Linked DNA regions of Mus musculus: region 1 is linked to region 2. Evidence: chromatin loops called from intact Hi-C (ENCODE). Cell type or tissue: left cerebral cortex. All regions are shown on one strand. Each heading gives the region's core, and the rest is flanking DNA. Links, peaks and the distances in the headings are about the cores only. Region 1 holds the start of P3h3 (prolyl 3-hydroxylase 3). Region 2 holds the start of Ptms (parathymosin).

Evidence for each region. A loop is a pair of places that touch in the nucleus more often than their neighbours do. Peaks named below come from ENCODE experiments on the same cell type or tissue, not always from the same donor. Only the 100,000 strongest peaks of a DNase experiment are listed, where the experiment ranks them.
Region 1: a loop joins it to region 2, with 5 times the contacts of the local background. A loop is called at or near these places in 17 of 42 quality-filtered maps.

What each region holds. Positions count from the first base shown.
Region 1 is chr6:124,849,593-124,864,537 of GRCm38, forward strand. P3h3 (prolyl 3-hydroxylase 3) reads right to left here and starts at 8,125. Exons shown (of 15, transcript NM_013534.5): 1 at 7,604-8,125; 2 at 6,352-6,504; 3 at 5,489-5,684; 4 at 5,256-5,387; 5 at 4,719-4,855; 6 at 3,459-3,548; 7 at 1,487-1,539; 8 at 1,326-1,393; 9 at 1,034-1,158. The coding sequence starts at 8,095. It overlaps Gpr162 (G protein-coupled receptor 162), which reads right to left and starts at 14,391. Exons shown (of 5, transcript NM_013533.4): 1 at 14,079-14,391; 2 at 11,227-12,530; 3 at 10,431-10,620; 4 at 9,900-10,057; 5 at 8,852-9,628. The coding sequence starts at 12,093. The coding sequence ends at 9,077. Gm32404 (a long non-coding RNA gene) reads left to right here and starts at 8,215. Exons shown (of 3, transcript XR_378023.2): 1 at 8,215-8,328; 2 at 8,415-9,644; 3 at 9,826-11,178. In left cerebral cortex, for the core only: CTCF peaks have their summits at 7,553 (motif pointing left) and 10,326 (motif pointing right); DNase peaks (open chromatin) are centred at 6,975, 7,536, 8,157, 10,062 and 5 more places; H3K4me3 peaks cover 3,078 bases; H3K27ac peaks cover 3,996 bases.
Region 2 is chr6:124,910,470-124,925,414 of GRCm38, forward strand. Ptms (parathymosin) reads right to left here and starts at 7,477. Exons shown (of 5, transcript NM_026988.2): 1 at 7,091-7,477; 2 at 4,449-4,520; 3 at 4,166-4,244; 4 at 3,939-3,997; 5 at 3,206-3,763. The coding sequence starts at 7,135. The coding sequence ends at 3,713. It overlaps A230083G16Rik (RIKEN cDNA A230083G16 gene), which reads left to right and starts at 6,394. Exons shown (of 2, transcript NR_152158.1): 1 at 6,394-6,713; 2 at 14,705-14,945. It overlaps Gm38896 (a long non-coding RNA gene), which reads left to right and starts at 9,121. Exons shown (of 2, transcript XR_869424.3): 1 at 9,121-9,629; 2 at 10,160-10,269. It overlaps Lag3 (lymphocyte-activation gene 3), which reads right to left and starts at 1,236. Exons shown (of 8, transcript NM_008479.2): 1 at 825-1,236; 2 at 295-442. The coding sequence starts at 882. In left cerebral cortex, for the core only: a CTCF peak has its summit at 6,900 (motif pointing right); DNase peaks (open chromatin) are centred at 5,263, 6,071, 6,888, 7,629 and 3 more places; H3K4me3 peaks cover 5,268 bases; H3K27ac peaks cover 6,602 bases.

The DNA of each region.
Region 1 (14,945 bases), core at 4,280-12,279, 60 kb before region 2:
ACAATGTAGACACTTGTCCTGAATGTGGTCACCCGAAACAGAAACACTTCCTCTGTGACTTTTGCTCTGAGAAAATGTTTGAGGAGATGACAAACAAAAAAATCAAGAAGGAGCTGGGCGAGGTGGCACAGGCCTTCAATCCATAGCACTTGAGAGGCAGAGACCTCTGGATCTTTCTCTGAATTCAAGGCCAGCCTGGTCTATCTAGTGAGACCAATTCTCAAAAACGGGGCGGTATGTGTTAAAGCTCCTTCCGAGGACACTGTACACGTGAGAGACACCGTCAGAACAGGATCAGGGCAGAAGAAGTGTTGAACAACGCAAGGGAGAGGCCACCCTGGTTCACCCAGAACCAACACTAAAATGTTAAAGGACAACACCACAGCAGGACAGTCTAAAACCAGGAGGAGTCTTTGTTTCCATGCTATGCCTGTTTCCACATCATAATATAGCTTTAAAAAGACTTTACTGGGGGGTGGGTATGGGGGACCTTTGGGATAGCATTGAAAATGTAAACAAGGAAAATACCTAATTAAAAAAAAGAAAAAAAAAAAGACTTTACTGGCTAGTAACTTTAAATGAGGTAATATGGAGACTGTATCATGAATAAACTCAGCATGTTTATGCAAAAAAAAAAATTAAGTAAATAAAAGGAGGAAAGATAATTTTTCCACAGCTGAGAAAAAGTACAGACTTTAAGAGAAACTTGAATCCAGGAGGTAGTGGCGCACACCTTTAATCCTAGTGCTTGGAAGGCAGAGGCAGGTGGATTTCTATGAGTTAGAAGCCAGCAAGACAAGCCTGGTCTACAGAATGATCTCTAGGCAGCTAAGGCTAGACAGAGAAGCCCTATCTTGATGAAACACTGGAGGAAAAAGAGAGAGAGAGAGAGAGAGAGAGAGAGAGAGAGAGAGAGAGAGAGAGAGAGAGAGAGAAAGAGAGAGAGAGAAACTCGAGACAGACAGAGCCCTGAGTGGTCACAGGAGCAGGCGGCTGAGCCTGCGGGTGCCTAACCACACACCATCATCCATACCTTGGCCAGCTGCAGCAGAACCCCACACTCGGCTGAAGTTAGCAGCCCATCTAAGACAGCTCGCTCCGACCCATTCAGCTGCTGGGCGTCCTGCGTGAGGGTCACACCCTCCATCAGAAGGGCATCTACAAAAGAAAGGGTTGGGGTGATGTCACTGGGGCTCAAGGGAAGAGCAGGAGCTGGCCCATCCCAGCCCCTCAGGCTTCTGCCTCCTGAGCTTCCCACTCCCCCTTTTACCCTCCTACCCAACTTTCACCTCCTGCCCCTCTGCCATGTGTATTAAGGAACTCACCCTTCCAGTGAGCCAAGGGCTTCTGCTGTGGAGGCTGATGGTCCCAGGGCTTCTTCTCTTGATCCTCTCTCGGGTGAGAGACATACTCAGGAGACAGTGCAGACCCACCCTTTCACCCCCCAGCCTGGGCCAAGTGGCCCCCACCACGGGGTGCACCCTACCTGAGCCTCTCTCTCAGTGCCTTAGGGATGAGAGCCTCCGGGGTCCAAGAATCCTGTGATAGTCAAGAAGAGCATCCTCACCCTCTGTCACTAGCTCCTGGGAATCCTAACATTAGAATCTGAAGATCCAGGCTGGTGAGATGGCTCAGCGGATAAGAGCACTGACTACTCTTCCAAAGGTCCTGAGTTCAAACCCCAGCAACCACATGGTGGCTCACAACCATCTGCAATGAGATCTGACGCCCTCTTCTGGTGTGTCTGAAGACAGCTACAGTGTACTCATATACATAAAATAAACAAATAAATCTTTAAAAAAAAGACTTTACTGGCTAGTAACTTTAAATGAGGTAAACTGACAGCTACAGTGTACTTTCATATAACAATAAATAAATCTTTAAAAAAAAGAGAGATCTGATGCCCTCTTCTGGTGTGTCTGAAGACAGCTACAGGGAGTGAGCAAGCAGGAGATGGGGGGTTGGGGCGGTAGAGGGGTGGGCTGGAGGAAGCAGAGGTCCTGAATTCAGTCCCCAACAACCACATGAAGGCTCACAACCATCTGAACAGCTACAGTGTGCTCATATACATAAAATAAATAAATCTTTAAGGAAAATGAGCCTTGTTCCTAAATAAAGTTTGATATGTTTCTGGGGCAGGGGGTGGGGGGTGATTTGAAGGTCCTTATTAAGGTCTTCTTCCCGCTTCCAGGGAAGAAGGCAAAGGCCGAAGAGCCTGGACTCAGCGCCAGACTTAGCTCACCCACAACAGCCTAAAGCCTCAGGTTCTAGACACGACTGTAATCAGCAGTGACTCCCCTTACAGTTTGTCCGGTGCTAAGGCTTTACACTTACAGATTTGGTTTAAAGTTCATAATAACCTAACGAAGCAGAAAGTTCTGATGCCCTGATGTTGATGGCCTGAGACACAGAAAGGCCAAATGACAGGGTCTCCTTCACACAGCAGGCAAGTGGCAGAGTAGGATTTAAACCAGCCTTGTAAAACCCTCACTTTTAGCCAACAGTTCTCAGTGAGAGCGATTCGACCCACCTCACCGGAGGACATTAAACAACGTCTGGAAACTATTGATTTCATGATTTAGGGGCTCTATCCATGTGCTGTTGACATCTGCTGGGAAGAGGTCAGGATAACAGCTGAAACCCCATCAGTGCGGGAGTGACAGCCCATCCCTCCTCCAACAAAGTACTATCCAATGCAAACTGTCTCCCCCTTCTTCCCTCCCTCCCTCCCTTTCTTTTTCTTCTTGCAGTGATGGAGACAGAACCCTGGGAATTTGTGTCTGCCAGGCAAGCACTCATCACTAAGCCATTCGAGCCCTCAAAAAGTCAATTAAAAAAAAATCTGCTGGGTTAAGTACCAGCTTCGTTAGGCTGGCACTGCGCTTGCATCCTCTAAAGGGAGGACATGGATGAAGTGGCAGTGGTGCCACTCTTTTTTTATCAGATGGCATGGCTTCAGCAAAGGATTGTGGAATGTGTGTGATCTGTACAATTTATAGGTAAGGAAACTGGGATAAAGGCAAACGGGTAACCAGAAGGTATTTGTGGCAGAGACCGATTCTTAGCCATGCATGATCCTGTGGCCATTTAAAAAAAAAACTATTTGTTTTTATTTTATGTGCATTGGTGTTTCACCTGAACGTATGTCTGTGTGAAGGTGTGAAATGCCCTGGAACTGAAGTTACAGACACTTGTGGGCTGCCATGTGGGTGCTGGGAATTGAACCCAAGTCCTCTGGAAGATCAGCCAGTGCTCTTTAACCACTGAGCCATCTTTCCAGCCCCTCCCTTGGCCATTTTAACTACAGGCACACAGTTGAGATCCCTGAGAACCTGGGATGCCAGAGTAAGTTAAGTCTGCAGGGCTGTGGGCAAGTGGACCGCTGTTGCGGGCTGCAGCTGCGTATCGTATCAAGCACCACTGTGCCTCCCTCTGGGGAGAAGAACATAACTGTTTACCGGGTCCTTGAAGCTAGTGCCCAGATGCTCCATGGCGTAATATAACTGTCTCTTCTCTCCGAGGGAGCGAAGGATGAACCGCTGGATGTCCTGAGCAGGGTAGAGATGGAGGAAAATGGAGATATAAGGAGGAAGGAAGGGAAAGCTGGAAAAGAGGGCAGCCCTGGCTTGTATGAGACATTCACATGCTCTTGAGAGCCCTCACCAACTCCAATGCTGCGTTGGTTCAATCTTCAGTGTCTGGGCTCAAGTAAGAGAGTACCCAGGAGACTCTGTAAGTGTGAGCATGCGTGAGTGCATGAGTGTGTGTGTGTGAGTGTGTGTACATTAGGTAAACATAAGATTAAGGGAAGAGAATACTTCTGGGGATAGACTCCCAAGTAAATACAACCTAATATGTGGAGGCAGGGAGCTAAGGCAGAGAAGTCAGAACCTAGCTTTGGGTACCTCTTCAGTGGCTAAAAAACTTGAGTAAGAAGCTAGAATGAGCTGAGTGTGGTCTTCTACATTTTATAGCCCAGCACTTGGGAGGCAGAGGCAGGCAGATCACTGTTAATTCCAGGCCAGCCTGGTGTATACAGTAAGTTCAAGGCCAGCCAGAGCTGTACACTGAGATCCTGTCTAAAAATAAATAAATAAGTGCACAGACAAACAGGTAGATAGATGATATTTCAGTAATTAAGAGCACTTGTTTATCTTGAAGAGGACCCAGGTTCAGTTCTCGGCACCTACTTGGTGATTCACAACCATCCTAACTCCATCCCAGGAATTTCCATTCCATTCCATACCACACTCTTTTGTTGTTGCTGCTGATGTTGTTTTAGGATAAGATCTCTCTACGTAGCCCTGGCTGTCCTAGAACTCACTCTGTAGACAAGGCTGGCCTTGAACTCAGAGACTTGTCTGTCTCCAGCTTCTGAACTGCTGGGATTAAAGGAGTGTACCACCACATTGGCCCCATGCCCTCTTCTGACCTTTGAGAGCACATATATAGAGCACATACATGCAAGCAAATAAAATGAAACAAATAATAATAATAATAATAGATGGATGGATAGATAGATAGATAGATAGATAGATAGATGGATAGGTAGATAGATAGATAGATAGATAGATAGATAGATAGATAGATAGATAGATAGATGGATGGATAAAATGAAGTAAACAAGCCAAATAAAGTATAGCATCTAGGCCACCCACTCTTGGATGTTTGCCTTGTTCCAAGCCCTACCTATCTGTGAGTGTGGGGGGAGGGGTTACCTCTCGTGGTCCCAGGTCAGGTCTTGGCTCTCCCAACTGAGTTTGGTACTGGTTCAGAGCCTTTTTGGCAGCCTCATCCTCTGGGTAGAAGAGCAGGACACTCAGGACATTTTCCATGGCCTGAGACATGTTCCCCACTGCACTTGGAGGAAGGGGAGAAGGGGTCAGAAACAAACAAGACAGAATAAAGGTCACCTGGGAAGACTGCCAACTCCAGGAAGTCCCAGCCCCACTTTGGGCTGTGCCCAACCAGCGATTCTTTCAAACCTACCTTCAATGGCAGAGTTCAAAGAAGAGGAATCAGAGAGAAAATGAGAGGGAAGGGAGAAGCAACCAGAGCTGAAGGAGCCAGTAAGCCATCTCCTGAGCTTCGCACAATGGTGCCAAAGGACACCATCCTGAAGCTGAGGTCCCCAGAGGTCCTGACAGTGAAATTAGCAATGCAGAGTCGGAGGGACAGGAGAGATAGATAAATGCGGCTGGGAATGGCATCAGAGACAAATCTTGACTCCCAGGCTCCATCCTTCCCATGCTGACCCTGAGCATACGCCTCGTGCAGCCGTCTCAGCTGGCTGAGGAGGAAGTCCTGGACAGGGAAGCTGCGACCAGGACGGGTGGCCGTGTCTGCCACACAGTGCTGCCTGCACTGCAGAACCCGTATCCAGTGTCCTGCAGAGAACCCAGATGAGCCTTAGGCTGTGCGCAGTCCTCCTTCGGTCTTCCTCAGACATCAGAGCTCTCCCACAGCACACGTCCAGCCCCTCCCTCACCTGCAATGGCTTCATACAGGCCTCCCTGGCTCCCTTCTCCCTCTTCTTCAGCCCCTTGGTGCTCCTCAGGCCCCTCACAGGCAGCACGGCAGCTCTCCATGTGGGCCAGGCTCCCCTGCAGGGCCTCCTCTAGTTGGGGTAGAGCCAGTGCTGCCTCCCGTTGCTCCAGAAGCTCCAGGCCAGTGTCATAAGCTGCCTGTGGGGACATGGGACACCTAGTCACCAGAGATTAGTGGTGGTGGGGAGGTACTAAATAAAACTGGGGGTGGGGGGCATGGTGACGGGCTGGAGAGATGACTCAGAGGTTAAGAGCACTGCTGCTCTTCCAGAGGTCCTAAGTTCAATTCCCAGCAACCACATGGTGGCTCACAGCCATCTGTAATGGGATCTGATGCCCTCTTCTGGTGTGTCTGAACACAACTACAGTGTACTCACATACATAAAATAAATATATAATTCTTTAAAAGGGGGGGGGGCATGGTGACATATGCTTTTAACCTGGCACAAAGGAGGCAAAGACAATCGGATCTTATTGACTTGGAAGCCAACCTGGTCTGCATAGTGAGTTCCAGGCCAGCCCAGGTCTACACAGTGAGACTCTGTTTCAAAAAGAAAGTTAGGGAGGTGGAAAAGAAATGAGCTTATTTGGAACATGGAAATCTGTATGGTATTTCATACACCCAGAGGAAGAACAGGTGTGGCCTCAGAATCAGAACGCTAGAACGGCACACTTTAGTGATCACTGAGGAAACTGGGTGCTAGGGAAAGACTCCTCACCCAGCGCCACCGAGGAGCGGTACCCAGATATGCTCAAACTGCACAGGCTGGAGTTGGCAGATTTCAGCCAGCATTGAGGACCTCACCCAGTATAGGGGCGTCACCAGGTCCCGGAAGCTCTGGGGTCGGATTGCAGACATCCTTCTGTACTTAGCCATGTCTTCCCGCATCTGCAGGTGTGTTGGGTTTGCCACAAAGAAGGTGTGTGCTGCAGAAGCTGCCAGGTCCAGCTTCTTCAACTAAGGATCCAAAGAGATGAGATATGAGAGTCCAGAGGGGTGTGCGTGTGCATGTGCGTGCATGGGGTGGTGGTGGTGGTGTGTGTGTGTGTGTGTATGGTGGGTGGGGGTGGGATTTTGGACCTCTGTCCTTCACCAGCCTCCCCCAGAGCCTTATGGCAGCCTAGCCAATCAAAACTGGAAACCACCAGATCCCTCGGGAGCCAGAATGTTGGGCTCCCCAGGACTCTGGTACAGAAAGGAGATATGGAAGCGTCAGAGTGGGTGGGCCTCGGGCTGAAGGCCCCAGGATCTCTGTTTTGGAGACAACGAAATGAGAGGCTCAAGTAGATGGGGGAGGGGCGGGGGAGCGGGGAGACCTTGAATGACGAGAATCTGCAGGCCTCTAGGACCCTGGGCTGAGGTGTGTGAAACTAGAGCCCCTCCCGCCTCCAGCCACGTAGGCATCAGCTACCATTCTGGAAACTGCACACTGTCTACTGCCACAGACCCAGATTCCAGCCTCAGCCGTACTTCCTTCTGCAAACTAGCCCCGCTCCTTCAACCTTTCCGAAGCTCGATTCTTCCCCAAGAGAAAGCTCCTACTCAAACGCCCACTCCTGAACGAACACATGCACTCTCTCTGCCTGTCTCTCTCTCTCTGTCTCTGTCTGTCTGTCTGTCTCTCTCTCTGTCTCTCTCTGTCTGTCTCTGTCTGTCTGTCTGTCTGTCTCTCTCTCTCTCTGTGTGTGTGTGTGTGTGTGTGTGTGTGTGTATGGTTTGGGGCACCTCTCCATCTGCTCTTCGTATCTGAAAGGTTGCATTCATTAGCCTAGACCCGCTAAAATAAAACTGCGGAGCCCTCCCAACATATTCGGTCTACTCCCACTCCTCTTCATTCCAATTTGACACGTTCTCCACGCTCTCTCTTGACCCTCCCTCTGCGGCCATCGCAAGTCCTGGCCACGTTTCAATGGTACCCACACAAGAGTAGAACTCCGTTATCCGCCCTCCAAGGCTCCACCCCCGAGTCCGGGCGGCGAGCATCCCGCCCTCTCCTGGTCAGCTCCCAGTAAGACAGTCAGTAGGCTTGGGGTAGCACCCTGGCCGGCCCCCGCACCTGGTAGTAGGCCCTCTGCAGGTAGTTGTAAGGCTCCCGCCGGCGGAAGGCATCCCGCAGCGCGCTCCCCACGCGGAGCCGCGCCGCGCCCCCCGGGCCCAGCCTCCGCACCGCGCACTGGGTCAGGCACTCGGCGCGGCGGAGCGTGGCGCGCAGGAGCAGCGGTTCCCAGACCCCGGGCCCGGAGACAGGATGTGGGGCTCCGAGGAGCTGGGAGGGGAGCGCGGCGCCCGGCTCGGCCGCGCAGCTCGCCCCGCACTCCTGGCGCGCGCGGCCCAGCGCCGCCCGGCTCCGCAGCGCCTCTCGCAGCAGCGCCACTGCGGGCGCCCAAGCCCCGGCCGAGTAGGCTCGCAGCCCGTCCGCGTAGAGCAAGTCGGGGGCCTGGGGAGGCGACCCCGGTGACAACTGAGCCAGGCCCGGGGGCTCGGGAGGCTCGGGGGACCCCGGGGGAGGCAGCAGCAGCAAAAGCAACAACCGCAGGAGCCGGAGCATGGTGCCAGAGTCGCGGGCCCACCGCCGAAGGGAAATGCGGAGACGGGAGGGAGGGAGGGAGAGGAAGGAGGGGGGGTAGGGGGAGGAGAAGGAAGGAGAGATGGAGAAGAGGAGGGAGAGGAAGAGAGAGGGAATGAGTGATGCCAAAGAAACCTGCTGGATTTAGGCCTGCCCCTGGGAAAACCGAAGTGAGACGGAGTGAGAAATCCGAGGGACACATGGGTCTAGTGTGGGTAAGAAAGGGAAATGGAGAAAGAAGGGTGAAATAGGGCTCCTGGCCTGTGACGTGGGGGTAACTTCGTTTCCGTCCATCCTTGAGTCCTGGAAAAGGATTGTGGACGCCCCTCACACGTTCATCTACCCACGCTCCTGCCAACCCACCATGTGAAGATGGATTTTCGAAACGCTGCCTGGAAGAGGGTGACTCCGTGTTTGGGACACCAATTCTGGCACCAAAACTTTTCTACTCAGAAACTGAGCGCCCAGACGCATTTAGGGGAGATGGGAATTGAGTACTTTTTACTAATTTAAGCAAAGATCCTTCCCATTCAAACTAACACACTCTAGTGTCCCTTGCTCCACCCCAGGATCTTACGCTCCTACGCCCATTTCTCCTATGTCTGTCTGCGTCGTATTGGGCCGTCTCTTTCTATACCTCTTCCCCCTGCCCTTTATCCGGTTTGTCCTCTAGCCACTTTCCCTCGCCCAAGCCACTGACCATTTGCCCCCCCTCCCCGCAAACGCTGAACATCAAGGTTTCCACGGCAACTCAGCCTTTTAATACATTTTGCTAGGGGTGAAGACGGGTGCGTTGGGTATCTGGTCACTTGGATGGGAGAGAGCTGGGGCTCTAGAGCCCGGATGTAGGCCCCCCCCCCCCCATCTCCCTGGAGGCAGCTGCCATAGACTCAGGGCCAGGATGAGGCATACTCACTCGCTCGTGCCTCCCCCCCCCCTCCAGTGAAGCAGGCCTATGCGGCCTCACAGGGTCAACTGGGGGAAGATGGGGTTACCTGGCCCCCAGGGTCTTCCCCAAGCCCTTGAACTCCCTTCGCTCCCGGTCAGGGAACAGCGTCTTCCTGCACTTAACCCCAAAGGAAGTCCAACGGCTCGGCTATCCGGAGACCCAAGGGAGAGCCGTCGAGGTGAAAAACCCAGTGGTCTAGGCCTACGAGGAGAGGGTCCTGGTGACGCAGTTGGAGAAGGCAGAGGTGTCTCATCGATGAAGGTGGTGATCTCCTCCCGGAAAAAACCGGGACCTCGTGGGGGTCCCCCACCCGACCCCAGAACCCCACTTTCTAGAAACTGTCGAAGGCTGGCCAAGCCCCCGCCTTCAGCCTCTTCCTCATCCTCCTCATCCTCCAGCCTGTGTCTCTGTCCCAGGTATTCTGGAGGGCCTCCGAGGGCTCGGCTCTGGGCTGGGAGGATCCGGATATCATCCGATGAGGACCACTTGTGCAGGAAGGAGCCTGGTGCCCGAGGAGTAGAAAAGATGTTGGTCTCATCGTGGGATAATCGTCGGGACAAAGGGACCTGGGAAGAGGAGCAGGTGAGACCTGGAGATGCTGCAGAGACAAAGGTAAAGGTGACAGGAACCAAGGTGGGGACTCTGCAAGATGGCTTCATACTCTTCCTTTTCTCCAACGTGTTTACTCTAGTAGGCAAACCTGGTTCTGAGAGATCTGAGGGAAACTTTCTTCCTCTTGTCTCTCCTTTACCTGACCCCCTAGGGTACCCTGCAGTCCAAAGCCAAAGAGCAGTGGTGCAGGAGACCAGAATGGAGGTGAGTCCTTCTGTCCCATACCTGTAAGTAGTGTACTCTCTCCAGCGGTGGGAAGAGCATGTGCCGCCCAGGCAGCAGCTTCACCTGGGTGGGGTCCCGACTCCCTGACCCTGTGGCCCCGTTAGCATCAAAGCGAATTTTGCACACTCGGCCATCTGTGTAGTCGTCACAGGTGCCATCTAGGAGCGAGAAGGAGCCCAGTGGGTACAGGCAGAGAAGACCTACCCTCTAGAGCCCCATGCCCTTCATAAAGTCCAGGAGGACTCTTTGACTCCCATCAGTCTGTAAGCCCCAATCCCTGTTTGGCATGGACCAAGCTGGCCGGCCGGTGTAGGCTTCCAGAGAGGAGCAGATGCCTAGTGAAAGGCTCATCAAAGGAAACAGGGCTTGGATGGACAAGTCATCAGGCTAGACGGAGCCTGGAGTTGGCTCCAGCTTAGTCCAGCAGGGGGCACCCCAGGGCAGCACGTCTCCTCAAGGAGAAGGGCAGTAGAAAGGACAGAAAATAGAGGTAGCTATCCAGGAAAGAAAAGGCCCCGTCCCTCCTCTGACCGTCATCACCGTCATCCTCGGACATGATCGCCACACACTGCTCCCACACTGTGCGCACATCTGCACGGTAGCGCTCACAGGACCAGATGAAGGAGGGCAGGAGCAGTGTCTGTGCCATGGAGCACCACAGCACTGCCAACACCATCCATGGCGGAGCTGAGTCTGACTTCAAGGAGAAGAAGCTCACCACCTGACGGGGAATAGGCAATGGCTGGTCAGGCTTGAGAGTCCAGGCCCCACCTAAGCCTGATACCCACCTTTAAAGCAAGGGATTAGGAAGGGAGGCGGGTGAGCCTCTGGAAGGGGTTGAATGATGAAAGGGGAGAAGTGCTATAAACAAATCCCTGACGTTGGGCGCTTGAGCGGAGTGGGAGAGATGGGGGTGGGAGGAGAGTGAGACTCCAAGAAAGTCAAAGACAGAGGAACCCAGGAGTCGGGCCTGGATAGTGTGGTCGGGTGAGCCTGGGGTTTCTACTCATTTCCACTCAGGAGTGCTCAGAGAATGATCTCCAGGGAGAAGCAGGGAATAGATAAAGGCTCAGGGCAGCTAGCCGTGTGACAGGTTGAAGAGTGACAGGGCCTGTGGAGCTGAAGAATAGAAGTGGAAGCAAGGAATGGTCAAAGGAGCTGGGGGATTGAGTAGTGGCGGGTGAGGACTGAGACAGGGAACCCCAAATGTCAGGAGACAGACAGACGAGAGGACGGTAGATGCCGGGCTGGAGATGGAGCTTTTGCGTGGCTGGTAGAACTGGAAGGCCCTGTATATTAAAAAAAGGCTGAAGGACCTCAATCTCACCAAAATGGGCACCCCCGTGAGTGAGTCATAGAGAAAGACGATGGCGCTGACCAAGTTGGTGACCTGCAAGGATGTCTTGGCAGATTCAGAGCCATCCAGCGAGGACCGCCGCTTCCCTCGAGTATCCTCCACCACAATGGCTGGCACCTCAAAAGCTGGCCGGGTACCCAACCCCCCCAGCCCCCCTGCTTTGGTGCCCACACTGCCCCCCGCTCTCCGGGCCTGCCGAGCCCTCCGGGGCCGGGCCCACAGTGTCTGATAGAATGTGATAGCCACACAGACCAACCCCATGACAATGCCCCCAAGAAGCAGGAGGCTGAAGCAGACACCAAAACCGAGGCCGATCTTGGAGACTATGAACTGGCAGCCTCGGGCATAGTAGCGCTCCCCGTTGTTGTGCCAGCCGATGGAGGGCAGCGTGGAGAGGATGAAGCTGACCATCCAGATGCCCATGACGGCATGCAGCGCCTGCTTCTTGGCGTTGCTGAGGCGGTAGTTAACGGGCCATCGCACCATCCACATGCGATGGTAGGAGAGCGAGGCGACCGTGAAGCAGGTGGCCAGGGCCAGCGTGTAGTAGGTGGACACAAAGACCTTGCAGATGCTCTCGTTCCAGTCATAGTCAGAGGAAGCCTGGCGCCGGAGCTGCACCACAGCAAAGGTGGTAAGGGGCACAGCCGCCATGAGTATATGAGTACCGGCCAGGAAGCAGAGCAGTAACTCCAGTGGCTTGTGTTTCTGCTGTTTGGCTGAGATGCTAAGGATGATCCAAGCGTTGGCCAGCAGGGCCAGGAGCCCACAGGCCAGCCAGGACAATGCGTTTGAGCGTAGGGAGGCCTCTTCTGCCCCCAACCCTCCCCGAGCCATTCTATCCTCGGCCCCACCCCCACCCCCTTGAATTCCTGGGGGCGGGGGCTAGGTCTCACCCTGGAGCCCCGCTCACACACACCCCCATGATGCCCACAGTCCTTGCCTGGTAGCCAGGCAAGCTGACCCCAAGTCTTGCTTACTTCTCAGCATTGCATGAGTGACCCAGCTAAGGCCAGGTGGGCAGGGCAGGGGAGAAGGCAGGGAATTAATAGAGGCGGTAGTCCTCAGCCTCCATATTGGGTGGGGCTTTTTCTCAGTTATCCCTGTAATTGATGGGGGAGGCAAGCAGGCTGCTTCCCCATCTATGAAGCTGGCTGGGCAGCTCTGATTCTCATGCTGGGACTTCCCGGTCTCTTTCTCCAGCGAGGCTTGACCAGTGGGGGGTGGGGTGGGTGTCTTGGTGCACAGGGGTGGAGCTCAGTCACCTGGACAAGCTGTGAGGGAGGATGAGATGAGGAGCAAGCATTAGGCCTGTGCTGTGCTTGGCTCACTTGTACCCCCTTTCCCTTGAAACTATGGAAATGACTGATGCTGAGGGTCGCTGGGGTCATTCAGAGCATTCCCTTGCCTTAAGTCAGATGCCCCCTTACCCACAGGCATAAGACCTCATCTACTTGCAGACTACATGGAAGGGTCTCCATTCCTTTTAGCCTTTTCTCCCTGCTTTGGAATTCCAAGTTTTGTGCTTATAATAGCCCATGCTCAGAACTACCCAGCCCTGTCTCCATGTCCCTAGGTCTCTCTTCAGTTGCTAATGGGAGACAGACAGTGTGATGTGTTCCTCCTTGGGGACTCACATTAAAGCAGGAGCCCTTCTCCTGCATGCCATTCTCCTGGACTTTGTGGTCTTTGTGCTCAGCCTACTTATCTAAGCCTGGGTTTTCACCCCTTCAGCTACCTAAGGAAAATGGGAGGAAGGAGACTGAGACTGGGGTGGGGGTTGGGGGGTTGTAGCTAGGGAACCTGAAGGCGGGGAAGCCACTGACATCAGAAGCATCCAGAAATGGAAAGAGGGGGAACTAGGGAGAAGGAGGAGAGTTTGAGCTGGAGAGAAAGAGGGGGGAAACTGGTAGTATCTGGAAATAGACGGGAAGGTCCAGAAGCCCCCCCCCCACCCGAGGCGGAGATATTGGAGGGAGGTGGGTGGGAAGGAGGAGGATGGAGGAGGAGCCTGGGAACAGTGATGGGGGGGGGGGTAGACCTTAAATAGGCTGGCTGACCTCACTAGGAGACTTTGGGTCTCCTCCCCTGGTCCAGAGCCTCAGTTTCCCTCTGATGGGAGAGAGCAGGAGGGTTCTGGTCTTAGTGATACGGTTCAGGGAGAGCTGGGGAAGGCACTAGGAAACCAAGTGAAACACTGAACAGACTAGAGGCTATAAGACCGGTGTGATGGTTTTGGGGCAGACGGGGAAAGTGGGGCACAGCTGTGCCACCGTTCATTTCCTGCGAAGAGCCTTAGACCCTAGCTCTCCCCCAGAGGTCCCAGTCCACCCCCATCTTTGTCTCTTCCCCCCTAGCCCAGTACATCCTAGTTGCCATGGCAATGGACAGCCAGGAGGAGGTGTAGGGAATAGGTCCGGATGCCCCCCACTGCCCTCCCTTACAGCCTTTGGACCCCTTCCCACTCACCCTCATCCCACCCCCAGACCCAGTTGGTGGTTCCGAAAGAAAGAGAGGGAGAGTCAGAAAGGGAGGGAAGAAGAAAGACGTGAAGGACAGAGAGAAGGGGGTGAAGGACAGAGAGCAAAGGGAATGGGAGGAGGAAGATTGGGGGCTTTCTGGCCGACAGGGGTCCCTCGCCCTTCGCCTGGATGGGATAAGGTCAGGCGGCTCCTCCCTCCAGTCACCTAGGGTGTTCTCTAGGGCAGAAACAGCAGGTGGCTGGGGAGGAGGGCCGGGAGGAGGGGCGCGGAGGCAGCTCGCGGGGTGGGGTGGGGTGGGGGAGTGGAGACACGCGGGGGACCGGGCAGGGGTCCACTTACCTCTGGCTGCGTCCTGCTCTGCCGAGGAGACGCACTCCCGACGAGGCTCGCCCGGGCTCCCGCCGCCTGCCGGCTCCAGCTCGCCAGCCCTCCTCCTTCCTTCACTCCCTCCCTCCGGGCCTCCCTCCCCCCAGCCTGGCCTCTCGGGCTCAGCCCGCGGCGCGCTAGTTTGCGGCCCCTCGAGGCCCCTGTCTCCCAGGGTCATCAGCCTGCGAGCCCGGGGTTAGGGAGCCGCTGACCAGTCTTGGGGTCGGGGGTGGCGAGGGTGGGGCGGGGAAACTGGACGGCGGTGACTTAGAGGAGGAGGGGCAAGGAAGGCGCGGGGAGGGAGGGGGCGAGGAGGACGGCGGGGAGCGGGCTTCATTGGTGAAGCGGTTGGTGTCCTGCCCCCACCCCATCCCGGATTTTCAACACGAATGAGCCCGAAGAGGCAGCTGGTGTTGTTAGGGACCGAGGAGTTAGCTGTTCAGGGAGGAGGAAGCGTGTGTCACCGTGTGTCACTGTGTGCATCCTTATGAGGGCTGTTCTTGGGTAGAGCTCAGAGGAGCCCCGCATGAAGGCCTGCTAGAAGCTAAGGGGGCTTGCGATGCCAGCTGAGATCGCTTGTAAAGTTGGAAGTGCTTGCTTGGATCAAGAAAAGAAGTGGGCTTTTTGTGCACCTGCATACACCTCTTTCTCTTCCTGGAATGCAAGCAGACACTGAGGATAGGGACACGCACAATTGCCACACACGGTTTCTCATAGTCTCTTTCTTCTCCCATACATCACCGTGTAGTCTCTCTGTGAATTACAGAGTCACACACAATGCTTTTAGGATGTGCAGGTGGGCAATCAGCCTCCAGGGAATTTTCCCTTCTCTGGGCAACT
Region 2 (14,945 bases), core at 3,159-11,158:
GGATAAAGTTAACCTGCCTAAGAGACCTCTTGACCGTCAGCAGCCTCCCCTCTCCCCCATAACTACCCCTGTCCCCACTTCCGTTGGTCTTCAGCACTATCTGCTACTGGAGAGGTGGGGCACTACAGGATGCCGGTGTGTGGGGAGCAATCCACAGGAAGGCTGTGTGGTTTTAGAGGACACTGAGCTACTGGCTTTAGAGGGGCTCACAAAGAGGACAAAACTGGCTTGGACAGGGTTTTATCCATTAGGACAGGATTGGGAGGTTCTGTTGTTCAACTTTGGAGTTCATACCTGTCTGGTTGATGTTGCCAGATAACCCCTCCTCTTCGTAGAAAGTTAGGATCCAGGTTGGGGGATTTGAGGCTGCAGGGAAGATGGACGGGAGCTCCCTCCTGGGCCCACACCACGGGGAGCTCTTTCCCAGGCCCTGAAGACACAACTAGTGGAACAAAAGAGAGGCCAAGGGCATTGAGCCAAGAGATTGGAGAATAGAGAAATGCCCTGGCTTTCCTAAGAAAGAAACATCATGCCTCCCTGTTGAAGGGAGGCTGAGGCAGCTTTGGGATCTGCCCTTATACAAAGTGATGGTGCACGCCTCTAATCCCAGCACTGGGGAGGCAGAGGCAAGTGGATCACTATAAATTCAAGGCCAGCCTGGTCATCAGAGCCAGTCCCAGGACAGCCAGGGCAACACAAAGAAACCCTGTCTCAAAACACACACACACACACACACACACACCCCTCCCCTCAACAAAAGCATTGGAATATCACCACAGCTAAAGAGACAGCCATAGAGGTCCCTGCTGGACTCTCCACCTTACCTGGAGCTTCCCAAAGCAGTCCCAGAAGCAAAAAGCCAAGGAGCAGGTCCTCCCTCATCTCCTCTATGGCCCGGGCCTCCCCAGCCCTCCAAGGGAGGTTAGAAAAAGGTCCTGGGAGGAGAGAGAGACAGACAGACAGACAGACACACACACACACACAGAGAGAGAGAGAGAGAGAGAGAGAGAGAGAGAGAGAGAGAGAGAGAAGTTCTACAAGGAGGAGGTGAGGCGGAGGGAAAGAATGTAGGGTGAAGAGGACGCCCCAGGAGTGGGGACTGGAGACAGCAGGATGGATAATGATCAGAGGCCCGGGCTGGGACCCAGAGCAGAGTGCAGGCAAACCCACTGCAGCTAGCTAGAACTTGAGCTGCTCCTCCAGACCCAGTCCTTCTGCTTCTCCTCCCCACTGCCCGCCCCCCCAGACCAAGGCGCGGGGTTTCGCTTCGCAGTGGAAAGTGTGAGGGGGCTGATTCCCAGCAGCCGAGCCCTCCTCTCGGTGGTGGCACTCCCCTTGTTTACTTCCTCAGACTCGGGTCTCCCTACCGCCCCCTCTTCACCTCTTCCCCCTCTGTCTCCTCTCTCTCTCTCTCTCTCTCTCTCTCTCTCTCTCTCTCTCTCTCTCTCTGCCAAGCATTTCTGCCTAGAACTACAGCTGTATCTTTAAGCTTCCTCTACTGTCCCCACAGTTTCTTCTTGACTTGCTCTTTCCCATTAACACTGAAAAAAAAAAAAAAAAAAGCCACTGTCCTACAGTCTGCCTGCCTAGCCTTTCAGCATCTCTTGGACAGGTACTCAAGAAGTGTCACCATACCACAAGTTACCAGATCTGGGTAAGGGCTCAGTGGAAAAGTATAGTAGCCACACGGTGTTAACCTTCATTCTATGCTACATATAACTGTATTATACATTTTCCGTAAAGCAACTTGTGAAACTTGATGCGCGCCCCTTTTTGTACAGATTTCGGGACTTGAGGCTCACAGGCATTAAATAACTTGCCAACATTAGGAAGCATGAAGGCAAAAGCTGTCTAGTCCTTAACCCTACTTGCATTATGGGATGGCCTTTCATCTTCTAGGAAGATGACACTGAGAAACTTGGTTTTATGTGTGTGTGTGGGGGGGGGGGGGAGTTCGAGACAGGGTTTCTCTGTGTATTCCGGCTGTCTTGAAACTCACTTTGTAGACCAGGCTGGCCTTGAACTCAGAAATGCGCCTGCCTCTGCCTCCTGAGTGCTGGGATTAAAGGCATGCACCACCTACCACATTCGGCTGGGAAACTTGTTTTAGATGTCTACTTTTATTTATGTGTCTGTATACATAAATTCCCCACCCTGTGTGAATGCTCAGAGGCCTGAAGAGGGTGTCAGATTCCTTGGAACTGGAGTTACAGGTGTTTTGGGAGCCGCCCCATCTGGATGCTCGACATCAAACCTAGGTCTTCTTGAAAGGCAACAAGCACTCATAACTGCAGAACGGCCTTTCCAGCCCTGACAATAGGATGTTTTCCTGTCTTCAAAACCTCCCTCCTCCCCAAGATTCTGTACTTTAAGAAAAAAATGAAGGCAAGGGTCTATGGAGATGGAATAATGCAGGAATCTTATAGCAAGGAAAACTCAAGAGAGACCAAGGTGTCAGCAACAGTGGCATGTGTAAGTCAAGATTTTGGAAGGTGGGGTGAATTGAAGCTGGCTTGCTTGGGCCCATGAGTTCAGGGTCATCCCTGGCTACAAAGTAGATGCTATGCCAACAAAATGAAACTTAAAATAAAAAGGGAAAAAGACCTTTAATCCCAGTACTTACTAGGCAGAGGCAGGTGGCTTTATGTGAATTTCAGACCAGCCAGGGCTGCGTAGTAAGACTATAAAACAAGAGGAACTGAGGCAGGCTAGAGGAACCCAACAACCTTTGCTCCCCAGCTCAGCTGAGCTGAGAAAATGAAGACGATGACAAGGAGACAGGCCTGATAACTAACTCTGGAGTCTTTTGCCGCCCATGTATGAGAACTCTGCTTCCCACGAGTCAAAAATGTGTCCATGCTTGGGAGTTCTCTTTCCAAACTCTAGGTTGAGACATGGGCCTAACAGCCTCTTCCACCTTGGGGGCAGGACTTCCTGTTTCTATCTGCCTGGTTCAGCACAATGGAGCTGGAAGCTTTCCACTGGGCTCAGCAGAGTCTAGATCTTACGTGAGTTAACATGATATAGTGTGCACTGCTGAGGAGAAACCTCCCCAGGAGCCCAAAAACAGGACGTATGTCAGCCCCCAGAGGAAGACCTTGAGCTCCCACTCCGAGGACTGGCCATGTCTCTTATAATCTGGGTATGAGGTCAGCCACGCCCTCTACACCCTTTCATGCACTGACCGGACTGCGGGAAAGCAGGAGACGGGTTAAAAACAGAAGCGCGACCGTTTCTTTATTAAATTATACAAAAAGGGGAGGGGGCAGCTTCGGGGCTTGGCCCCAACCCCAGCCCCACCCCGGCCTGGCGCTGTCTGAGAGGAGGGAATCTGAGGGAGACCCAGGGGTCAGGCAGGAGAAAGAAGGGCAGGCTGAGAGGCTCGGGGTGTAGAGGGCAAGGAGAGGCTTCGCAGGGACCGGAACATATGGGATGGTGAGGGAAGGCAGGAAAGAAGAACAAGAATGCTAGGGCAAGTGAGGGCTGGCTGGGGAGCTCAGATGAGGCGGGTCAGGAGCTGGACCGGTGGCAGTGAGGGTGAAGGAGCAGTGTCTGGAGAGATGGAAATGAGAGGCTGGGTCAAAGGACAAGGGTCACAGCTCTGGGGCAGGGCCAGAGCAGGGAGCCAGGAGAAAGGGGGCTGGATTTGTGTGTTCCCGCCCCACCTCCAGGACCTGAGGGGCCTCCCATCCCCAAGCCCACGGGCAGGGGTTCATGCCGACGCCCCGTTTTCTGTCTTCTGCCTCTTGGGGTCTGCTTCATCCTGTGGAGAGGATAAGAGTTGAAGTAGCTGTACAAAGGAGACTTCCCCGTTCCTGCTGGCCCTGCTCTGGCCCCTGCCTATCCATGCTACCCACAAGGACCTGGGTCCAAATCCAAAGGCCACCCAGCCCTTGATATATTCCTGACAGCCCCTCAGGCTCCAACCCAGCTCAAACCTCCTCTTCAGCAGTTCTCTTCCGCACGGGGCCTTCATCCTCCTCCTCTTCTTCCTCATCTGAGGAGCCAGAAACAAGTCACTGGGGAAGGTTGGGAGGCTCTGGGCACGCGCGCGCGTACACCCACACCCACCCCTTTCTATCCCAGTGTCCAGTCTTCAACTGCTCCCTGGCTCTGCTCTTTTGTGTCTCAACTTTGCAGCCCAGCCTTCCCTACCCATCCCTACCTTCTTCATCCCCTTCATCATCATCCTCTCCATCCTCTGCAGTTTCTTCTTCCTCTTCCTCAGCTCCATTCTCCTCCTCCTATGGGGACCAAGACAAGGGGTGATGGATGTCAAGCCAGCTGTGCTGCCACTCACTGGGTGGTAAAGGGGCCTAGGAGTCTCAGGGTAGGGAAGGAATGAGAAGAGGTCGAGAGAATGGCAGGACCCCAGCACCCCCAGAAGGTAGGGGGGCAGGAAGGATGTTTGGGCAAGCGCAGTCATCTTCCCCCTGCTGCCTTCACACCTCCACTACTTCTTTCTTCCGTTCTTTCCGGCCGGCCTTCTCCTCCACCTTGTCCTTCTTTTCTTTCAGGTCCTGCAAGACAGAAGGTCACCTTTCTCTCAGCAAGGATGACAGACAGCCCTCGAGTGCTTCCAACTCTGCAGCTAGGTCAAAGGTAGTAAGTGAAGGTGGCCATAGTTTGAGACACAACTGGAGTCCTCCGGTCCTTAGATATGGGCCATAATTGGCTGATACTAGAGACTTCTGTCCCCTAGGGCCCCCAGGGATGTGGGCAAGTGATGATAAGTGGCCAGAGTCGCTGAGGCTCCCACCCCATCAAGTTCTTCCGAACCTCCCCTGGCTTAAGAGTTGAGCTCCACAAAGCAAATCCCCCATCTGCTGGCAGCCTGGCTGCCCCACCCCCTCACCCTCTCTGCTTGCCCCCGCTCTGCCTTTTGTCTACCTCAGGGGCCTTTGCCTAAGTACTCTCTCTCCTGGGCATCACTCCCAGCTTCTCCGTCAGCTTCTGGGGTCTTTGTTTCCCTGCTGTGTCTCCCTAATCCTCCTGTTCCTACCTGGCCTAACGGCACAGGGATGTGGCGATCACCCTAACGTGTTCCCACATCGGTTTCTATCCCCAATCTAACCAGTCTCGGCGTTCCCTGCGCGCTCCACCTTCCTGCCGCCAAGGAAGGAGGAAGCACAACAAACAAGTGTGCGCCGGGGCGGGCGGGCAGGTGGGAGTTACCTGCCCAGAGTCCCTCCCACCAGGCTGTCTGCCTTCACTCCAAAAGCCCAGCAGGTCCTATTCTATTCTGACAGTGGGTAAGCCCCTCTGGACACACCAGCCTTCCAACCCCATACAGATCCCATGTCTCCTTGGCAGGGGCCACCTTCTCCTCCGCTCTTATCTAACGTTAGTATGCAACTCTGTGTACACGATCCCAAGTGGGCCGGAGTTCTCCTAAGTAGATCACCCCAGAGGTACGTGTCCTTTCTAGAACAAGACTGAGGTAGAAGAGGTGCCAAAATGACTGGCCTGAGGACACTCCACTCCCTTCTCCCTTCAGGAAGAGCACAAAACACTTGGACCCTCTCACACCAGACATGGTTCCTCATTCTGATTTGTCGTTCCTTCTCTGTCACATGGTGGGTTTGGGCACTTGTATTACCAGGTGGGCTTTCTCATACACTCCCGGGCCAGGCAGGAACTAAGTCAGCTTAGCATGAGCCAGGCCCTGGCCTGAGTTTTCTACTGCGGTTGATGGAGGGGTGAGGGGAAGGGAGAGAGAATACCAGAGACCAAAGTCCACAGGGTTGGCCCCTCTCCTCCTGGGTCCTGTCCTGGTCACTGTCCTTCCATGATCTCTTGTCCAGGAGGGTATGTGACCTGCCCCCAGCTGCTAAGCAGCTCTCTGGCCTCTCCAGGGGCACAGAAGCTCACCCAGGCTAACACCAACTCACACATCTGCAGGGGAGCACCCACTCACTCTGTAGACACATGGCCCAATGTTTGGGCATTCTGGCACAGTCTCACAGGAGCACACTGTAGCCACTCACAAAGCAACAACATGCCTCCAGGACATCTCAGTCAGTCTCCGCATGCACACATGTAACTGACACGGGCGGTCCCACACACTCGCTGGATCTCAGACATACAAAGACGCCTACTCGGTGAAGTCACATGCCACCGCACAACCCACCGGAGGGCCACACAGGCACACCTTATCAGATCTCACATGTCCCCTCTTCCCACTGCCTTTCATCCTATCAGCTCCCTCCTTCCACTTGGACCTCGAGAACTATACTGCGCCCCCCCCCCCAAAAAAAAAAGACTGGGCTCCCAGCCCCCAAGCCTGGCCGCATTAATTTCCCTAAGCGGCACTCCGCAGTTTCCCTGGGGAAATTAGAGGAAGGCTGAAAGAGAGACAAGGGCAAAGGGATGAGGCCGGGAAAGGCAGCTGCTGAGAGCAAAGATAGCTTGACGTATGGTCAGGCGATGCTGAGCTCCAGCTTTTTCGAAGGCTCGTTTCTCCGTCTTTCTGATTTTTAGAAATTCAACATGAGGGGAGGCGATAATGGAAAAAAAATGGAAATCGGTAGTAGAGGAAGAACAAATGAAGATGGGCAAAAAATTTTTTTAAAAATTAAAAAGGGGGGGTGGAGAGGAGCAGCCCTTCAGGGACGAGGACAGACGGTCGGGCGGCAAGGGGAGGAGCCGAGGAGTAGCCTCCCGGGAGAGTCCTGTTTACACTTGAGGATCCCAAACCGCTTAGCAGAGGAAAGGTGAGGTCATAGTGGCAAGAGACCTGGGGGCTCGGCTCGGACATGGGGCCCGGGAAGCTAGAGGCGCCGCTCTCCGACGAGAAGGCGGACCGGGCAGAGGCGGGCGCGGCAGGCAGGGCACGAGAGGGGTGGGGATGGCGGGGCCGGGCGCAGGCCGGGCGGTGAGGCCCGAGCCACGGCGCGCTGGGCCGCTAGAGGGCGCCGGTGGTGCCGAGCGGGATAGGCAGCGCCGGGCTCCGAGCGGGGGGAGGGCGCAGCGGGGTCCGCGGGGACCGGGCGCCAGGGCCGCTCGGGGCCGTCGGGGGCGACCGGGCGCGAAGGACCGCGCCGATCCCGGGGCCGCCCGGGTGCCGCGCCGCCGCCGCCCCTGCCCGTACCTTGGCACTCAGCTCGGCCGCTGCCTCCACGCTCTTCTCCGACATGGTGCCGGGGCCGGGGCTGGCAGGGAGCCGGGGTCCCGGGGCCGAGGCGGAGGAGCCCTGGACGGCGGAGGGTGGCCGCGGCCGGAACTTGGCGCGGTGGCGGCGGCGGCAGCGGCAGCGACGGCCGCTCGGCAAGCTGGCTCGCTGCAAGAGGCGGCAGAGGCGCGCGGGGTGGGGCGGGGGTGGGTCCCGAGCAGAGACCCGCAGGGCTGCGGCCGTCCGGAGGGCGGGCGGGCGGGCAGGCGGGAGGACGATGCGGGCGGTGGCCGGCGCGCTCCGGTCGCGGTCGCTCGGTCTTGCTCGCCGCCCCCGCACCAGCAGAGCTGCCGCCGACCAGCCGCTGCCGCCCCCGGGAAGGGAACCCGCTTTTAAGGCGGCGCTGCCCGACGGGAGGGGCTTCCCAGGGGTGGGGCAGGCGAGAGCGGGGAGGAGAGGAGAGGGGAGGGGGATGAAAGAGGAGGTTGGAGAGGTGGGGATAGGAGGATGAAAGCGAAGGGCGGGAGAGCGAGCGGGACAGGAGGAAGGACGAGACCGGGCGGGGGAATGGAGAGACTGACGGTTCGGGAGCGAGCGGAGTGGGGCGAGGAGGTGGGAAGGGGTGGGGTTCCTGCGGGGAGACACCGCTCCAAATGCCAGCCTACTGCCTGCAAGCTGGAGTCTGGCTCCTGGGGGCGGACTGGCCAGACTCCTGCTGACCTCCTCCTTTTAGCCCTGGGATTTTGCTAAAGTGGGGGTGCAGGGAGTGGGGCTGTAGATGTAGAGGCTGGGCAGGTATTTGAGAAACCAAAAGCTGAAAGGAGAGGAAGAAGGCTGCAGAGCCACTTCCATTTCTCGCTCCTGTCCGCCTTCTCTAGGTGGCCTTGAGGAGGAAAGTGAGAGTACAAAGGACAGCCTGGGCCTCTCGGCTGGACTTGACATTTGTGGTCCTTGTCGGGTTCCTTCCAGTCTGTTTCGGGGGATGTGAGGGGCCCTCTGATGTTCTCGTCTGCCTCTTTATTCTTCTCTCCTCTTACCTGTCTCACCTCACTTAATTGCCTGGTTCTTGTGTTTCTCTTCACCTCTTCATTCATATAGACCGAGACCCCTCCCTTACAACCATCTACATCTCTTATGTCTCAATTTACTTTGCTCCAGATAACACTGTTTTCTTACCTGATTATCACCTGGCCCTATAAACTTAGCTAATTTTCAACTCTTTCCGATTGTCCTTGTACATTTTCCCTCTCGTAGCTCTTCTCTGTCTTCCCCCCAGTCTTTCTGAATTCAATTGTCCTTTGCACACACGGGCCCAGATACGGGGTTCCTTGTCCTCAGCGCCTCACCCCTAGGTTCAGAATCTTTAGATAATTTTTTGAGAACCCTAAGATTCAGAAAGAGACGGGCTGGCCTGTCAGTCTGAGGCCCGAACGGTGGATGAAGAAGAAGGCTGGGCTTTGGGAAAAGATTGTCTTTGGGGTGTGTGTGTGTGTGTGTGTGTGTGTGTGTGTGTGTGTGTGTGTGTGATCTGTCATTATTACCCCTCACCTTTTCCTAATCATTTTTATTTCCTTAATAAAAAACATCACCTTTAGCCAGATGACCTATTCAGCACTTGGGAAGCTGAGGCAGGAGGATTGCCATTAGTTTGAGGGCATCCTGAGCAATACATCTTGCCCCTTCCCGACCCCCCCCCCCAATTAGAAAAAAAGGGAAGCCATTGTTGGTCTTCCATCATCATTTAGCATGTGAGCGTGTCAACACACCATCGTTTGATCTCTCATACACATCTCCTGGTTTCTCTGACTCTTAATTCAGTTTCTTCGTCTCATAAATCTTTGCGCCCCACCCTGGTTTTTCCTGGCAGGGTTCGGTCCACCTTTTCTCTGAGATCTCTCCATTTCCCCTTTTCAATGCGCTTCTCAGACTTCAGTGACTGATGTCTATAGCAATCTCTCACCATATTCCATCTCTGTACCCTTTCTTGCTTCATTTATCTCCCCTCCCTCACCCCATAACGCCCCCCCCCCCCCAAGCCTCGCTCCCTTTGGGTTGGTCTCTTTCCTCTCCCTCCCGCCTTCTTTTTTCTCTGCCTTCTCTACTCCACCTCCCAGCCCCGCCTGCTGTCTCGGACACCCTGCTGGGCTCTTACCCTGTTGCCCTGGTAACCGCCCTCAACTCCGGTCACCTCCACTCCCCTCCCCCCTCCAATCACCGCCACCAACAACCTCCATCCACCTTCCTCCTGTTTTTCCCGAGAGCCAATAGAAACCCTGTTGCCAGGTGGAATGCTCATTTGAATCAGCCAATCCAAGATTCTAACTGTTTGCCCTGCCTTATAAGGGGATGTGAAGAGGGCCACTCCCCCCACTCCCGCCCCACAGGGGACGAGCCCCACCACTGTCTTTTCACTCTGGCCTAGGAAGGAGATTGAGACCCTCTCATAAAGGGGGCTTACCCTCTCATAAAGGGCCTATCTTCCCATTTCTTTAGATGGGACCACCAGGGTTGCAGTGAGGTGTGGGACGGACCTTGGGGAGTGGGTTGGACTGTGGGCTGGGCCTCAAGGCTGGGGGTGGGAATGAGGTGTGATTAGGGAAGGGGAGGCGGAGGGAGCCGGGAATTTTGCCCAGGGAGGGGTGTCTGGGAGCGGAGGCAGCTGCAGTGGAAAATTCCAGGGAGATGGCGAGGCAGAGAATGGGAATCCTGCCCCAAGGCCCAAGGGAGTGCATAGAAATCTAAGAACTTGGACATTAGGGTCTTCAGGGACTGCTGGGGGTCATTCTACAGGCCTGGAAGGCCGATTCTAAATCCCTTCCTATGAATAACGGAGGAACCACCCATTATCCTTTCTATCTGGTTAGAGCACAGACCAGAGTCTCCTAAAGTTCTGCTTTTTCAGGAAGCAGCTGGGAGACTTGAGGTGAATTTGAAGGAAATGGGATGTTGAGCAGAGAACCCACCAGAGTGGCCCTTTAAGGTCTGTCTTTGTACCTCGGGTCACTGGTGTCAAATGCCAACGTTTGCTTCTTTTGCTTCGCTCCATAGAAGTACTCTTGAGGTTTTGTGGAGGCCTGCCTATTCCTAGAATTCTATTACTCTACCATGCAGTTGAGACATTTCCCACGAGTTGAGTGGGGAAAAAAAAAAAAAAAAAACAACCTGTGCTTACACATCTTCTGAAAGTGGGAAAAAGAAGAGACCAAGGTGAGAAGAACAAGAAAGGCCGGAGCCCCCTGGAAGCTATGACATCTGGCTGAGTTCCTAGAAGTTGCTCTTGCTCTCAAGTGTGGAAGGTGTTCCCTTCTAATTGCTTCAGACTCCTTCTTAGTGAGGTCTCCAGTTCCGTAGTCAGTGTGCCTGTGTTCTTCCGATCAGTGCTGAGGAGAGCCTGTGTCACTCAAGGCAGTGGAGCACACAAGTCCAGAGAGCTGGGCCATCTCCCTTAGCCTTTATTAAATCTTTTGTTCACTCCCAGTGACCACAGTTTTTTTATATCCCAATTTTTCCTTCATCTTAGGAAAACAAAACAAAAAAACCTCCAAGTCAGGAGACGAACACTTAGAAATTAACCAAGCCCTTATATCTAGTGTGTTGGTGCCCTCCAGCAGAAGGCAGACCTCAAGAGTGAGCATGGTTTTTTCCCTTCTCCCATGTGAGCCCTGGGAATCAAACTCAGATCAGCAGGCCTGGTGGCAAGCACTTCTCTCTGCCCCCCCCCCTCCTTTTTTTGGAAGGAAAGCTTTATTTTGGTGACCATCCCCTGTGATACAGTAATGCAGGCTATCCTGGTGATGAAGACAGTTGTGGTAAACAGAGCCAGAAGCAGTGGTTTTCATTAAATTCAAAGGCAGGAGGGAGTGATACAGACTCGTGCTCGCTCAGAGCCTGGTGTCCTTTTTTTATTATTATTTAGTTTTTATGTCTGGGTGTTTTGTCTGTGAGTGGTGCCCTATTTGTGTTCCCGGATCCCGCTAGGAGTCCAGAAGAGGGTGTGTGAAACCTTGGAACTAGAGTGTGAGCCTCCGTGTGGAATAAACCCCAGGTTCTCTGGAAGAACAGTCAGTGCTCTTAACAGATGAGCCATCTCTCCAGAGCCTTCCTTCCTCTTTTTTTTTTTTTTTTTTTTGAGGCAGAGGAGTCTCACTATGATGACCAGGCTGGTCTGCTTCCTGCTTCTGCCTCCCCATTGTGGGCTTTAAAGCCCTGAAATACTGTGTGTGTGTGTGTGTGTGTGTGTGTGTGTGTGTGTGTGTGTGTGTGTACACATGCGTGCAAGGCACACAGCTCATGCATATTCAGGTGAGCTTGGAGGTCTGAAGAGAACTTGGATTTCTGAAGCTGGAGTTACTGGCAGTTGCGAGCTACTGGACTTGGGTGCTGAGATTTGAACTTGGACCCTCTGCTAGAACAGCAAGAGCTCTCGGTCACTGAGCTATCTCTCCAGGTCACTGTCCGCTTTCCTCTTTCTATGCAGCCCAGGACTCCAGCTCATAGAATGGCTTAGTCTTATCTGCAGCAATGTTTATATATTATATGTTGTATGTAATACATATATTTTATACATGTGTATATGTGTGTGTATACATATATGCATGCTAATCTTGGCTACATACTAGGTTGGAGGTGAGGCTAGGTTGGACTATGTAAGACTCTGTTTCAACTGACAAGCATGCAAACAACAAGAAAAATAGCTTCCACAGAGCAGAATGAGACAATGAATCCTTGTAATCCTGGTATTCTGGAGTTTAGGCAGCAGAACGACTTCAAATGCAAGGTTGGCATGGGCTACCTATAAACACCCTGCCACCAATGGCAAGACCTTGTCACACACACACATACACACACACACACACACACACACACACACACAAAATCACTTTCAAAACACAGTCCCAGGCTGGAGAGATGGCTCAGTGGTTAAGAGCACCAACTGCTCTTCCAGAGGTCCTGAGTTCAATTCCCTGTAACCACATGGTGGCTCACAACCATCTGTAATGGGGTCTGATGCCCTCTTCTGGTGTGTCTAAAGAGAGCAATGGTGTACTCTTATACATAAAATAAATAAATATTTTTAAAAATTGTTCATTTAAAAACAAAACAGTCACATCATATGCAATTAATCTGGTTGAAAGAGAATGGAAATAAAATTTAAAGTTAGCTTCATTGATCTTATTCACCATCAAAATTCTACTCAGATATGTCAATTTCAGTGGAAGAACTTTGAATTTCCATTGTGCCTTTATATCACGATTGGAGTTGTCTATTTGTTTTCAGATAAGGTTTCTCACCCTGACAGTCCAGTAGACCAAGGTAGCCTCAAACTCAGAGATGAGATGTGCCTGCCTCTGTCTGGAGTGCTAAGATTAAAGAAGTGTACCACCATGCTCTCTGCCCAGGCTTAAATTTAAACCAGACATGATGGCAGCCACTCGTAATGCCAGCACCCTGCAGCTGACTGCTAGGATACAGATCAGTAAATTATCAGATTACATCCCTTTTAAGCTGTACTTTAAAAACCTTTTTAATCTATTATCTTTATGTGTGGGGGTGTTCTGTCTGCATGTATGTCTGTGCATCGCTTGTCTGTAGTCCTTCAGGGACCAGGTGAGTGTTGCTGTGCCCTTGGGATTGGAGTTTTGGGTGGTTTTGAGCAATCCTGGGGGCGAAGCTCAGGTCTTCTGGAAGAGCAGCCACAGCCCCTCACCTCTGAGTCATCTCTCCAAGGCCCTAGGCTGTACTTTGATGTGAAGAGCTCTTGATCTGTAATCCTTCAGGGCAGGGACTAGTCTTTTGCCTTCAGCTTTGACTCGCACCTTATACTACAGTTCCTACTAGCTACTAAGAGGTGTGCTAAAGTTTGTTGAAGTATAAGAGTTATGTTTTGCCGGGCATAGTGGCACACGCCTTTAATCCCAGCACTTGGGAGGCAGAGGCAGGTGAATTTCTGAGTTCAAGGCCAGCCTGGTCTACAGAGTGAGTTCCAGGACAGCCAGGACTATCCAGAGAAACCCTGTCTCGAAAAACAAAACAAAACAAACAAACAAACAAAAAAACCAAAACAACTGGGGCTGGAGAGATGGCTTAGGGGTTAAGAGCGCCGACTGCTCTTCCAAAGGTCCTGAGTTCAAATCCCAGCAACCACATGGTGGCTCACAACCATCTGTAAGGAAATCAGATGCCTCTTCTGGAGTGTCTGAAGACAGCAACAGTGTACTTACATATAGTAGATAAATATTAAAAAAAACAAACAAACAAAAAAAGAGTTTTATGTTTTATTAATCCCAGCACTCGGGAGGCAGAGGCAGGCAGATTTCTGAGTTTGAGGCCAGCCAGGTCTACAAAGTGAGTTCCAGGACAGCCAGGGCTACACAGAGAAACCCTGTCTTGGAAAACCAAAAAAAAAAAAGACAAACACTCTGCAGTGTTACTCGTGGAACACAAGACATTGTGCATACGCCGGTGACTGCTTCTACCACGGACCTACACTGTCAGCCTGAGAAGTTGCCATTTGTTCTGTTCAGTACAATAAGCATGTGATTATTTAACACTTGAAAGAACGGCTAGCTTATGGGCTGGGCAGTGTTATAGAGTGTTTTGCCTCTCATGCATGAAGTCCTGAGTTTAACACTCTTTACTGCATAAACTAGGTGTGGGAGGTGACGTGCTTAAAACTAGTCAGGTGGGCTGGTGAGATGGCTCAGTGGATAAGAGCACCCGACTGCTCTTCCGAAGGTCTGAAGTTCAAATCCCAGCAACCACATGGTGGCTCACAACCATCTGTAACAAGATCTGACGCCCTCTTCTGGAGTGTCTGAAGACAGCTACAATGTACTTACATATAATAAATAAATAAATCTTTAAAAAAAAAAACTAGTCAGGAGAGGTGAAGAGGGTCAGAAACCAAAGTCATTGTGGGAGTTTAAGGCCAGAGTGACATATATGGGACCCCTATCTCAAGAGAGAGAGAGAGAGAAAGTGGGGGAGTGACTAGTTCCCACTAAGAAACAATATGAATTATTTAAGTTTTGCTGTTTGTTTTTGCTTATGCAGAAGGTCAGACTTAGGGTCTAGCACATGGTGATCAAGGCTCATACCATTGAGTTATACCATTAGGCCTAATTAAATAGCCACATGTGGCTAGCAGCTACCATATTGGACTCCACAATTTTAGATCTCTGATTCAAGCTACCTCCTTTTTTAAAAAGCTTTATTTATCTGGGCATTGGTATTAGTGGTGAACTCATACCTTTAATCCCAGCACTCCAGAGGCAGAGGCAGGTGGATCCCTGTAAGTTGGAAGCCAGCCTGGTCTACAGAGCGAGTTCCAGGACAGCCAGAGCTATACAGAAAAAATAAAAATACTTATTTTATCTTTAAATTATGTTTATGTCCATGTGTACACATAGTACAGGTGTTAGCAGAGGCCACAGATCTGGAACTGGAGTGACAGGTAGTTGTCAATCATTTCTGACTTCGAGTCTCTGTGAACTCATTATGTGGAAGGACTTCACCACTGAGCCATCTATCCAGCCCCTTAACCATATCTTTTTCTTTTTTCTTTCTTTTTTTTTTTTCTTTTTTCTTTTTTAGGGTCATTCTGGGGATCAAACCCAGGGCTTTGTGCATGCCAGTCACACACCTCACCACTTTGCTGTCAGTCCAGCCTGCAGCCTGCCTCTCTGCCCACAGCCAACCCCTGCAATTTGTAATTAGAATGTCAGAGCCAGCGAGCTCCAGCTGCTGTTTGCGTTCGTTCCTACAGGCGGCTGCTGTGCACTTAACCTCAGGTGTGTTTACAACTTTCACACATGACACTGCCCATGGCTGATTC